Regions from separate parts of the Homo sapiens genome. Here region 2 is linked to region 1. A link is a loop called in an ENCODE intact Hi-C map of the cell type or tissue named here. Cell type or tissue: PC-3. All regions are shown on one strand. Each heading gives the region's core, and the rest is flanking DNA. Links, peaks and the distances in the headings are about the cores only.

The links. Hi-C counts contacts between places; a loop is a spot of excess contacts. Peaks named below come from ENCODE experiments on the same cell type or tissue, not always from the same donor. Only the 100,000 strongest peaks of a DNase experiment are listed, where the experiment ranks them.
Region 2: it touches region 1 in a loop (3-fold over the local background); 1 of 110 quality-filtered maps calls a loop at or near these places.

What each region holds. Positions count from the first base shown.
Region 1 is chr6:154,194,844-154,200,191 of GRCh38, forward strand. IPCEF1 (interaction protein for cytohesin exchange factors 1) reads right to left here. Exons shown (of 12, transcript NM_001130700.2): 10 at 4,825-5,197. It also overlaps a transcript of OPRM1 not described here. Among named protein-coding and RNA genes, the nearest start is that of OPRM1, 160 kb to the left of the region's middle. In PC-3, for the core only: no CTCF peak of the experiment used is centred there; a DNase peak (open chromatin) is centred at 2,498; H3K27ac peaks cover 317 bases.
Region 2 is chr6:154,314,967-154,319,780 of GRCh38, forward strand. All of the region lies in intron 1 of IPCEF1 (interaction protein for cytohesin exchange factors 1), which reads right to left. Among named protein-coding and RNA genes, the nearest start is that of IPCEF1, 39 kb to the right of the region's middle. In PC-3, for the core only: no CTCF peak of the experiment used is centred there; no DNase peak of the experiment used is centred there; H3K27ac peaks cover 998 bases.

The DNA of each region.
Region 1 (5,348 bases), core at 763-4,762:
GCCTGAGATCAATGCCATTGATGCCAATGATCATATATTCAAGGTTTTCCCAACATCAAATGATACTTCACAAAACAAGATTACTAGGTAATGTTCTAGGAACAAAATTAAGTGCTGAGGATACAAAGGCCAAGATCAGTCTTCACCCTGATAGGCATGCTGCAGAACCCCTCATCTCCCCTTCCTTCCCGTCTCCACTGCCACCTCAGCTGTTATGCAGGCTCCCTAAACCTTCTTATGTCCTGTCTCCTCTTATTCTCTTCTTCCCTGCACTCTACAGCTAAAATAATTTTTCTTTTCTTTCTTTTTTTTTTTTTTTTTTGAGACAGAATCTCGCTCTGTCACCCAGGCTGGAGTGCAGTGGCACGATCTCGGCTCACTGCAATCTCCGCCTCCAGGGTTCACACCATTCTCCTGCCTCAGCCTCCCGAGTAGGTGGGACTACAGGCGCCCGCCACCACACCTGGCTAATTTTTTGTGTTTTTAATAGAGATGGGGTTTCACCATGTTAGCCAGGATGGTCTCGATCTCCTGACCTTGTGATCCGCCCACCTCGGCCTCCCAAAGTGCTGGGATTACAGGTGTGAGCCACCGTGCCTGGCCCAGCTACAATAATTTTTCTAAAGCATACTTCCAACTCACCCTGATGAGAAATGGTCATCCATTAGCTGTTTAAATTAAGGAACACCTATCCCAGTATTCAACCTCAACCAAATGTCCTTTCCATCCCCTTTACCCACGCCTCCCTTCTCCATGTACATATCTTGCCACTTAGATGAGATCTTGTCTTGGGTCCCTGCTCTCTTTTAAACCTCTCTCTGGAGTGCTCTGTATCTCTTCTGTGGCACCTATTTTACTCTGCTTTCTTTTGTTAAATGTGTCTAGTTCCTCCCACTCAGCCCATTAGGTGTTAACATTTTTTAGACCAGAATTGTACCTTGTTCACAATTTTTTTTTTTTTTTTTTGAAACGGAGTCTTGCTCTGTCACCCAGGCTGGGGTGCAGTGGTGCAATCTCGGCTCACTGCAACCTCTGCCTCGCAGGTTCAAGCAATTCTCCTGCCTCAGCCTCTAGAGTAGCTGGGATTACAGGTGTGTGCCACCATACCTGGCTAATTTTTGTATTTTTAGTAGAGACAGGGTTTTACTATGTTGGCCAGGCTGGTCTCGAACTCCTGACCTCGTGATCCGCCTACCTCGGCCTCACAAAGTGCTGGGATTACAGATGTGAGCCACCCTGCCCAGTCCCCCTGGTTCACATTTTATTCACTTTAGCACAAAGTACATCAGCACATGTATGTTAGGTACTCAAAAAAATGATATATACACAATATAATAATGCAAAATTGAATGGAGTCCAGTTTTGGACTTATTTTTTATTACATACTTCCTGAGGAGGCATACTGCATGATTCCAACAGCAACTCTCAAAGTAGCTAGCTAAAGTACTGTTCACACTCAGATTGTGTACAATTTTGTTAATATTTTTTAAATCCTAAAATCTGGCTCATTCATGTCACTTTCCTGAAACATCATGCATGCTCTAGAATGCCTGCCTCTTCTTTAACAATGTTTTATTTTTTTTAATTAAGCTTGTTATCTACATGACTCCCAGATCAATTCTGGCTGTGCTTATACCTGATAATTTATTTGTATAAATTGGGTATTCGTCTTATTTGCTGACATGCAGCTTTTCAGCATCCAGAGTAAGGTTTCTTCATTCATTAAGTAGAAGTGACATTGTCTCCACATTGTCAGCAGGTAGTGTGTGTTGTACATATGTGACTTACTATCACACAGGCATAAGTCATGGTTCAAAAAATTTCTAACAAAAGAAATGAGGAGCACAGGGTAAAATTGAGCTGAAATGAACATGTCATTAACCCTCTCACCTCTTTTCCCATTATGCTTTGTGAAAATAATCAGTGAATAATTCCTAGAGCTCTGGAACCTGGAACTCTCAGTGAAGAAAGGCAATAGGAGGCAATTAACACCCTGATTTTATTTTTTCAATAGCTTAACACTACAGGAGAAAATGTCTAACAGAGTATTTAAATTCAGCATAAAATCCTAGCAACCACAATTTTAATTGCATACTAACTGCAAAAATATTTCTTTCATTGTCTAAATAAAAGGAAGACTGTAATATGTACTGTCTGCTTGTTTCAGGACTCAGTTATTAATCTTTAAGAATCTTTGCTAGGATGAAAGCCTCTTCTTCCAGCAAATGCATCCTGAGACTGGGACTTAATCTTTTAAAATCCTAGCTCTCATTTTGAACCATGTTAAGATTTCTATCCCTGATATAAAAACACCTTGAACAATTTCAGACACAAGAATTTCAGGAATTTTTTATTAGTAACTCAAAAACAATACCTTTTAAAAGTCACAAAAATGAAAAGCTACCTTTGTCTGCAACACATAAACACACATGTAAAAAAAAATGCACAATATGAAATTTGATTACTCAACAGCAAGTCATCACAAATGCAAGCAAAGATTGGGTTGCTGTTTCCATAGAGATGACTTTAAGTGGTTCAGTTCTTCTGGGAATTTAACCAAATCCCCAGCAGCAGAAGAAAATCATCAGCAAAAATTCTGTAGCATATGAGAACTGCCAACAAATCAATGAGAGAAAAAAAATACTTTCATTTTCTTTTCCTTTTTACCAAGAGGAATACTGTCACATTGAGCTGTTTGAAGAAGTATACAGATTTTGCTGGTCACTCTGCATGTAACTCAAAACTAAATAATACCAGGTTGCTTCATTCTTACATTAAAAGGGCTGGTGGTACCCAGCCAGGCTCTACAGCACATGCAATCCTGGAATGGCATTTAGCCAGGAACAAGGACTGTTGCATCTTCCCATGTCTCTGGCTATGGTCCTAAAAGAAAACCCTCAACCTCCAGGGTTATCTCTTGGGAAAGAATGCAAATGGGATTTTATTCTCTAGTATGTTTTTGAAGCTATGCTCATCCTGGGGGGTGTGTGTGTGTGTTTGAAATTTTTTTAGTTCTACTTACGACCCAGTGATTAAAGTAAGCGTTTGTAGGAGAAAAATAATAGATGTAGTACTTTTTATTATTTTCTTTAGTTTCACCAGTCCTATATCTGGAAGTCTCTTCTAAGCATCAAGATAGAGGTCATCTAGTTCAAGATGCTTAAATTCTCTCTTCAGTATATCTTTTCAAGAACAAGAGGTGTGACCAATACACAATAGGCAATCAATATTCAATGAAAATGTTTGTCTCAGAATGAGTAAAGACCTCCAGTGATAAGGAATGCATTCCTTTCCAAGGAACCCATTCTATTTTTTGAAGAGTTCACAACATCAAAAAAAAGTTCTTATGCTGAGCATGAATCTATCTCCTTTTGACTTGCACCATTGAACTCAATTCTGTGCTTCCAAGGAGATACAATTAAGCTCAATACTTTCACCAAACGACAGCAACTCACAAACCTGAGGGCGGGTTGAGACTACTCTTCCTCACAGTCCAATCTTCAGCCCTCTCCATTCCTCAGTGACAAGGTTTCCTTTCTCCTCCCTATGCTACTCATTCACCTCTAGAAATAGGTTGGTTTGCCAGACTTTATTTACTCCAGTTCTTCTAATCTAGATAGTTGGCCTAAATAAAGGGGAGAAGTATAAGAAAAATGCCATCAGAGGCCAGGCAGGTCTGTGTAAAGCATCTTTAGGTAAGGCCTCAGAGAGTGGTGACAACTGTTATAACTTGGAGAATTAGTTACCAGGCTGAGTAATGAAATTTACATACTTTTAAAATATTACATACACACACACACACACACACACACACACACACAACTTGTTCTGCAGTTGTGATCCTTGGGCAAATTACGCTGATACCAAAAATTAAATTAGCAGGGTACCCATCTGAAATTTGAGAACTTAAAGAAACATTCCCTGATTAGGCTAGAGGAGAGGAGAGAGCAGTCATCTATGTCATTAGACACTCTGGCAAGTGATTATGAGAATTTAGCAAGTCAACTTTCTCTCAATGGCACACCAAAAATATACAAACCAAACTCATCATTCTTTCACTGCTCAGTATCTTCCATCAGGTAAGCGTGTTTTACAGCAGAATGAATAGCGCACAATCAGAAAAGATACGTCACGATTGAACAGTAATAAAAATAAGTTAGTCCTGGATAAAAGACAAGGACCAGTTATCAGAGTATTTTTTAAACCTCATATTATTAACTTCCACACACAATTAATTCTTTCCTTTGTTAAGACTTAAAATGTTTTCTGAACGCATGAGTTGTGCTCTCCTTTATATGTAAAGGTTCTAATGCTGCACAAAGTGCATGCAAATTGTCTGTCTTCCCATCAACCACACAGGAACATTCAGGAGCCGACAGGCTAAGAATTAGATACTGTCTGGGGCACAGCCCAGAGAAAGTGGCTGATCTAAGCTCATTTTGAACTATCAAGGTGATGTTATGAATACCAGACTACAAAATCCTGATTTAACCACCACAGGCTCCAGCGCATGGGACATGGGACCAAAAAAGAGGCAAGTTTTTTCTCCGATTGGTGGAAAAGTATCATTATTTTATGATCACATGTCTTGGAGTTCTGAAGCAATTGGTTAGTGACACTTATAGCAAGTAATTAGTGGCCTAGTAGCTGGAGTTGTCCACATGCAAACTCCTCTACAAAGCAACCTCTGGGCATAGCCCCACTTGACTAATTATTGAATCATCATTCATGAGTTTAACCATTCTTGTTACAAATTAATATTACAGTTCCATATACAAACAAATATTCACTCTCTAACGAAGAATAAATAATTTATTGGTTTACCTTTGTCCATGATCTTTGATCCAGCAGGCTTATCTGGGACAGTAAGATGGTCATGATTGCTACTCAATGAAGAAGTATCATCACTAGATAAAGAGTTCAAAAATCCACTTTCTGATGTGACAAAACTGTTTTCCAGGGCCTTGTGGATGCCTGCCTCTGAGGGTACAGGTGAATGAACTTGCACAGCAAACGTTATTGGTTGTCCCTCATCTTCAGCAGCAGACAAACTGTTAACTGTGTCAGGCAAGGATTGTCTCTCTTTAGATAAGGAGGAAGGAAAACTGCTGGGTGTCTTCACTGTATTTTCCAGGGAAGAGAAAGAATACGACGTTCCACTCAGGCTGGGTGAGGATGAAGATGCCTGCTGTGCAGTCTATTTTTCACAAATAAAACCAAAAAAAGAATAAAAGACATCATGATTAAACCATCATTCTCTACCTTTTATTTTCAATCACGGTGTCCCCGTGTTATTTCAAAAAGTGACCAATAATAAAAGAGTCAAAAGGTAAAGATATGATATTTAT
Region 2 (4,814 bases), core at 451-4,450, 120 kb after region 1:
GCCTCCCAGGTTCAAGCGATTCTCCTGCCTTAGCCTCCCGAGTAGCTGAGATTACAGGCATGTGCTACCACGACCAGCTAACTTTTTTGTATTTTTAGTAGAGACAGGATTTCACCATGTTGGCCAGGCTAATCTCGAACTCCTGACCTCAAATGATCTGCCCGCCTTGGCTTCCCAAAGTGCTGGGATTATAGGCGTGAGCCACCATGCCTAGCCCACTAGTGTGATTACTTGATTAACATCTGTCTCTCCATTAGACTAAAAGTCCTGGGAGAACATGGACAGTGAATATTTTTGCTCACTCATGTACCTAAGCACTTAATCATCTTGGTGCTCAGTAAATATTTGTAGGGCCAGAGCATTTCTATGAACATGACATTTCTACAGGGAAAAACAGGGTCCGTGAAGGCAAAGAGTGGGAGCCCTTAGAAACTGAACAGCTTTCTCTAATAACAGCTGTTTCATTGACATAAATAAGCTGAGTTACAAGTAGCCCAGATCCCCAGTATGGAGTTCAGTGTCAAGATCCTTATTTTGAACATAGTTATAAGGCATAAGGCAAGAACCAGAGTCAGAGGCTCTAAGTCAATTTCCTTTGTGGTAACGATCACAGATGGGAATGGGCCAGTATCCACCATTAATGACAACTAAGTCCCGGATTTTATCTTAGTCCTGTGGATCTATACCAAGCTTGGGAGCTGATAGTCACACTAGCATCCCTGTATTTGGCCCTGAGATACCAATCCCCCATCTGTCTTCAAATAGGGAAAACAGAGTCAAATTTGAAGTTTTAAATATTGATGGGAAATTGATGAAAATCTAAGTACAGAAATCTAGAATCAAAATTAAAATGTGCAATTTTTTTTGGGGGGGAGCGGTGGTGGACAGTCTCACTCTGTCACCCAGGCTGGAGTGCAGTGGCCCAATCTCAGCTCACTGCAATCTCAGCTCACTGCAATCTCAGCTCACTGCAATCTCCGCCTCCCAGGTTCAAGTTATTCTTGTGCCTCAGCCTCCCAAGTAGCTGCGAGTACAGGCATGAACCACCAGGCCTGGCTAATTTTGGTATTTTCAGTAGAGACAGTTTCACCATGTTGGCCAGGCTAGTCTTGAACTCCTGGCCTCAAGCAATCTGCCTGCCTCAGCCTCCCAAAGTGGTGGAATTATAGGCAAGAGCCACTGCTCCCAGCCAACATGTGCAAATTCTTAACCCTCACTTTAGGTAACACTGTAAAATTGGGTTGCCATTATTGGCCCTCTCCTTCACTCATAGGGAAGCACATTTTTTTAGATGTATGCTATTGTACACTTAATAAACTACAGCACAGCATCACTTTTATATGCACTGGGAAACCAAAAAAATTAAGGTGACTCACTTTATTGTGATACTTACTTTATTGCTGTGGTCCGGAACCAAACCTGCAATATCTCTGAGTTATGCCTAGATACACAAGGTATACTATTCTGTATTTAAAAAAAGAAGGAAATTCTGTCATTTGCAACAACATGAATAAACCTGGAGAACATTATGTTACATGAAATAAGCCAGACACAGAAAAACCAATACTGCATACTCTCACTTACATGTGGATTCTAAAGAGATTGAAGTCATAGATGCAAAGAATAGGATGGTGGTTAGTTACCAAGGGTTAGGGGAAGAGGAGATGTTGGTCAAACTATATAAAAGTTCAATGAAACAGGAGAAATAAACTCAAGAGAGCTATTGTACAGCATGGTAAGTACAGTTAATAACGATGTATTGTATTCCTGAAAATCACTAAAAGTGTAAATTTTAAGTGTTCTCACAACAAAAAATGAGTATGTAAGATTAGACATGTTATTTAGTTCAATTTAGCCATTCCACAATATATACGTATTTTAAAACAACATGTACCTAGTAAGTAGATACAATTTTCTCAATTAAAATTAATTAGTTAATTGGAATAATAATAATACTGCTGGAAAAACTGGATAGCCATATGAAAAAAAATTAACTTCAATTCCTACCTCATAGACCTAAACTTGACAGCTGAAACTATAAAGCTTCCAGAAGAAAATATAAAGTAATATTTTTGTGATCTTGGGGTAGGCAAAGATTTCTTACTCAGGATACGGAAAGCAATAAACATAAAAGAAAAAAATTCTAATCACAAGTGATGTTAATAGAATAAGCAAGCCACAAGCTGGGAGAAAATATTCATCAAACATGTGTTTGTCAAAGAATCTGTACCTAGAATACATAAAGAATTCCTCCAACTCGATAATAAAATGACAAGTAGACCAATTAAAAATGAGCAAATGGGCCAGGCACAATGGCTCACGCTTGTAATCCCAGCACTTTGGGAGGCCGAGGTGGGTGGATCACGAGGTCAGGAGTTCGAGACCAGCCTGGCCAACACAGTGAAACCCCGTCTCTACTAAAAATACAAAAAATTAGCTGGGCATGGTGGCAGGCTCCTGTAATCCCAGCTACTCAGGAGGCTAAGGCAGAAGAATCATTTGAACCTGGGAGGCAGAGGTTGCAGTGAGCCAAGATTGCACCACTGCACTCCAACCTGGGCGACAGTGAGAGACTCCATCTCAAAAAAAAAAAAAAAAAAAAAAAAAAAGCAAATGACTCAGACACTTAACAAAAAAATGTAAAAATGGCCAAAAAATACATAAAACAGTGCTCAACATAGTGAATCATTAGGAAAATGCCATAAAACCACAATGAGATACCACTACACACCCACTATAATGGGAAAAGTCAGAAAGATGTTGGTCTCATACAAAGATGAGAATGTAAAAAGCTACAACCGGTTTTTTTTTAAATGTTTGGTGCTTTCTTATAAACATAATATGTTCTGTGACCACCAGGTCTGCCCTTTAGTATTTACTGAAGAGAAAGAAAAACATGTATCCACGCAAAGATTTGTCTATGAATATTCATAGCTAGTTTGCTTATAATTCAGGTTGGAAACAACCCAACTGTCCATCAATAGGAACAGATAAACAAATTGTAATATGTTCATAAGACAGAATATATAGTAATAAACAGAAACAAAATACTACTGATAATTTACCCAAGAGCATAGATTAATCTCACACACATTATGCTGAACAAAAGAAGTCAGATATGTAAAAGTACAAGCCACATGACAACTTTGCTATGAAGTTCTGGAACAGGCAAGACTAACCTTTGGAGAAAGAAATCTGAACAGTGGTTGCCCTGGTGAGAGTAGAGGGTGGGGGGATTGACCTTAATGGAGCAAGACGGGAAAAATTCTGGTTTTTGGTAATAGTTTGAGTTCCATGAACATACACATTTGTCAAAACTCATGGAGCTGCAGCACTAATGACCTGTGCCTTTCACTACATGAAGACCAAGACCCAATAAAATAATTTAGGTCACAGAAGGTAATTTGAGAATATTATTTCCAGGGAATTAAAATTTAACTTGAAAACAAATGAAGGAATAATGTAGGGTAGGATTCATTCCACTCTTGCCCTTCAGAAGGATAAGCCCCAGATTGGGACCGAGATGGAAGGCACAAATCTGCTTTCATTTCCACCTTACTAGAATCACGATGTGCTTCTGGTTTTAACAATATGTATTTTCTTGGCCGGGTGTGGTGGCTCACGCCTCTAGTCTCAGCACTTTGGGAGGCCAAGGTGGGTAGATTGCTTGAGCCCAGGAGAGGCTGCAGTGAGCCGAGATCACACCACTGCGCTCCAGCCTGGCTGACAGAGTGAGACCCTGTCTCAAAAAAAAAAAAAAAAAAAAGAAGAAGAAGAAAACAATACATATTTTCTATACAACATGCACCCAATGTCAATAATTATTTTTTCCCTCATTCCATCCATACACAAAAGCTAATTTCATCATCTGGAACCTTCAGAAGATATGATCTGTTTCAGCACTGGCCACGTTAGCCAACCTATGTGTGTCTGTCTCAAACATGATGTCAACAAGGGGAACTTTCAAGGATAAATGTGAATGTTTGTAATTTTTGCTTTATGTGCTGACTTTAGAACCTAATTGAAGATAAGCTATGATTCCATAGTAATTTTTTCTATGCAGCAGGGTGATAACTAATATCTTAGATTTAAATGTATAACTAAATTCTTGTCATATTATTCTTAGTACTCTGGTTATAATTGAACATACCAATTGTGCGTGAATGAAGTATATTAAAATTCATTCTGCTCTTTTCCCTTCCCTCCCCTTACCCAAAAACATGAACTGTTTATAAAATTTTCAGAGTCTTTTCATTTGGTTTTACTTATCTGGACTCATAAGCCATGCATGGTAAATTTCAGACCTATAATTTGTGGCTTCCTGCTTCCAAGATCACTCCAGAATAGTTCTCATGTGACTGTTTTTCTAGTTAAATATTTACACATATACATGGGGTACACAGGCAGTTCATATTTGACATGATTTAACAGCATCTACATCTGTTTCTCATTATAACATGGCAGAAAAATGTGCCTACTAAACATTTTTTAAATATATTTGTTCAAAAAATTGTTTCTACTCCTAAGATGTTTTCCACATAAAGAAAACAGAAGATGATCCCCCGCCCCCAGGCCCTTTTTAATTCCCTTTCTCTGGTTCAGGTTTCTCTCTTGCTATCAATCATTGCTTTCCAAGCCTAACCAAAGCATGTGTCATGTCTTATTTTTATCAGTGTGTGAGAAGCACAAAATTAAATTGAGACGCGAAGCGGGGAAACATCTTATTTAAATTTAAAAAGCCTTCAAAAGCAGCAAGTGGCTCCGGGTGTGATACTTCAAGATTAGCAAGATCGTGTTTGAATGCACTCCCTGCC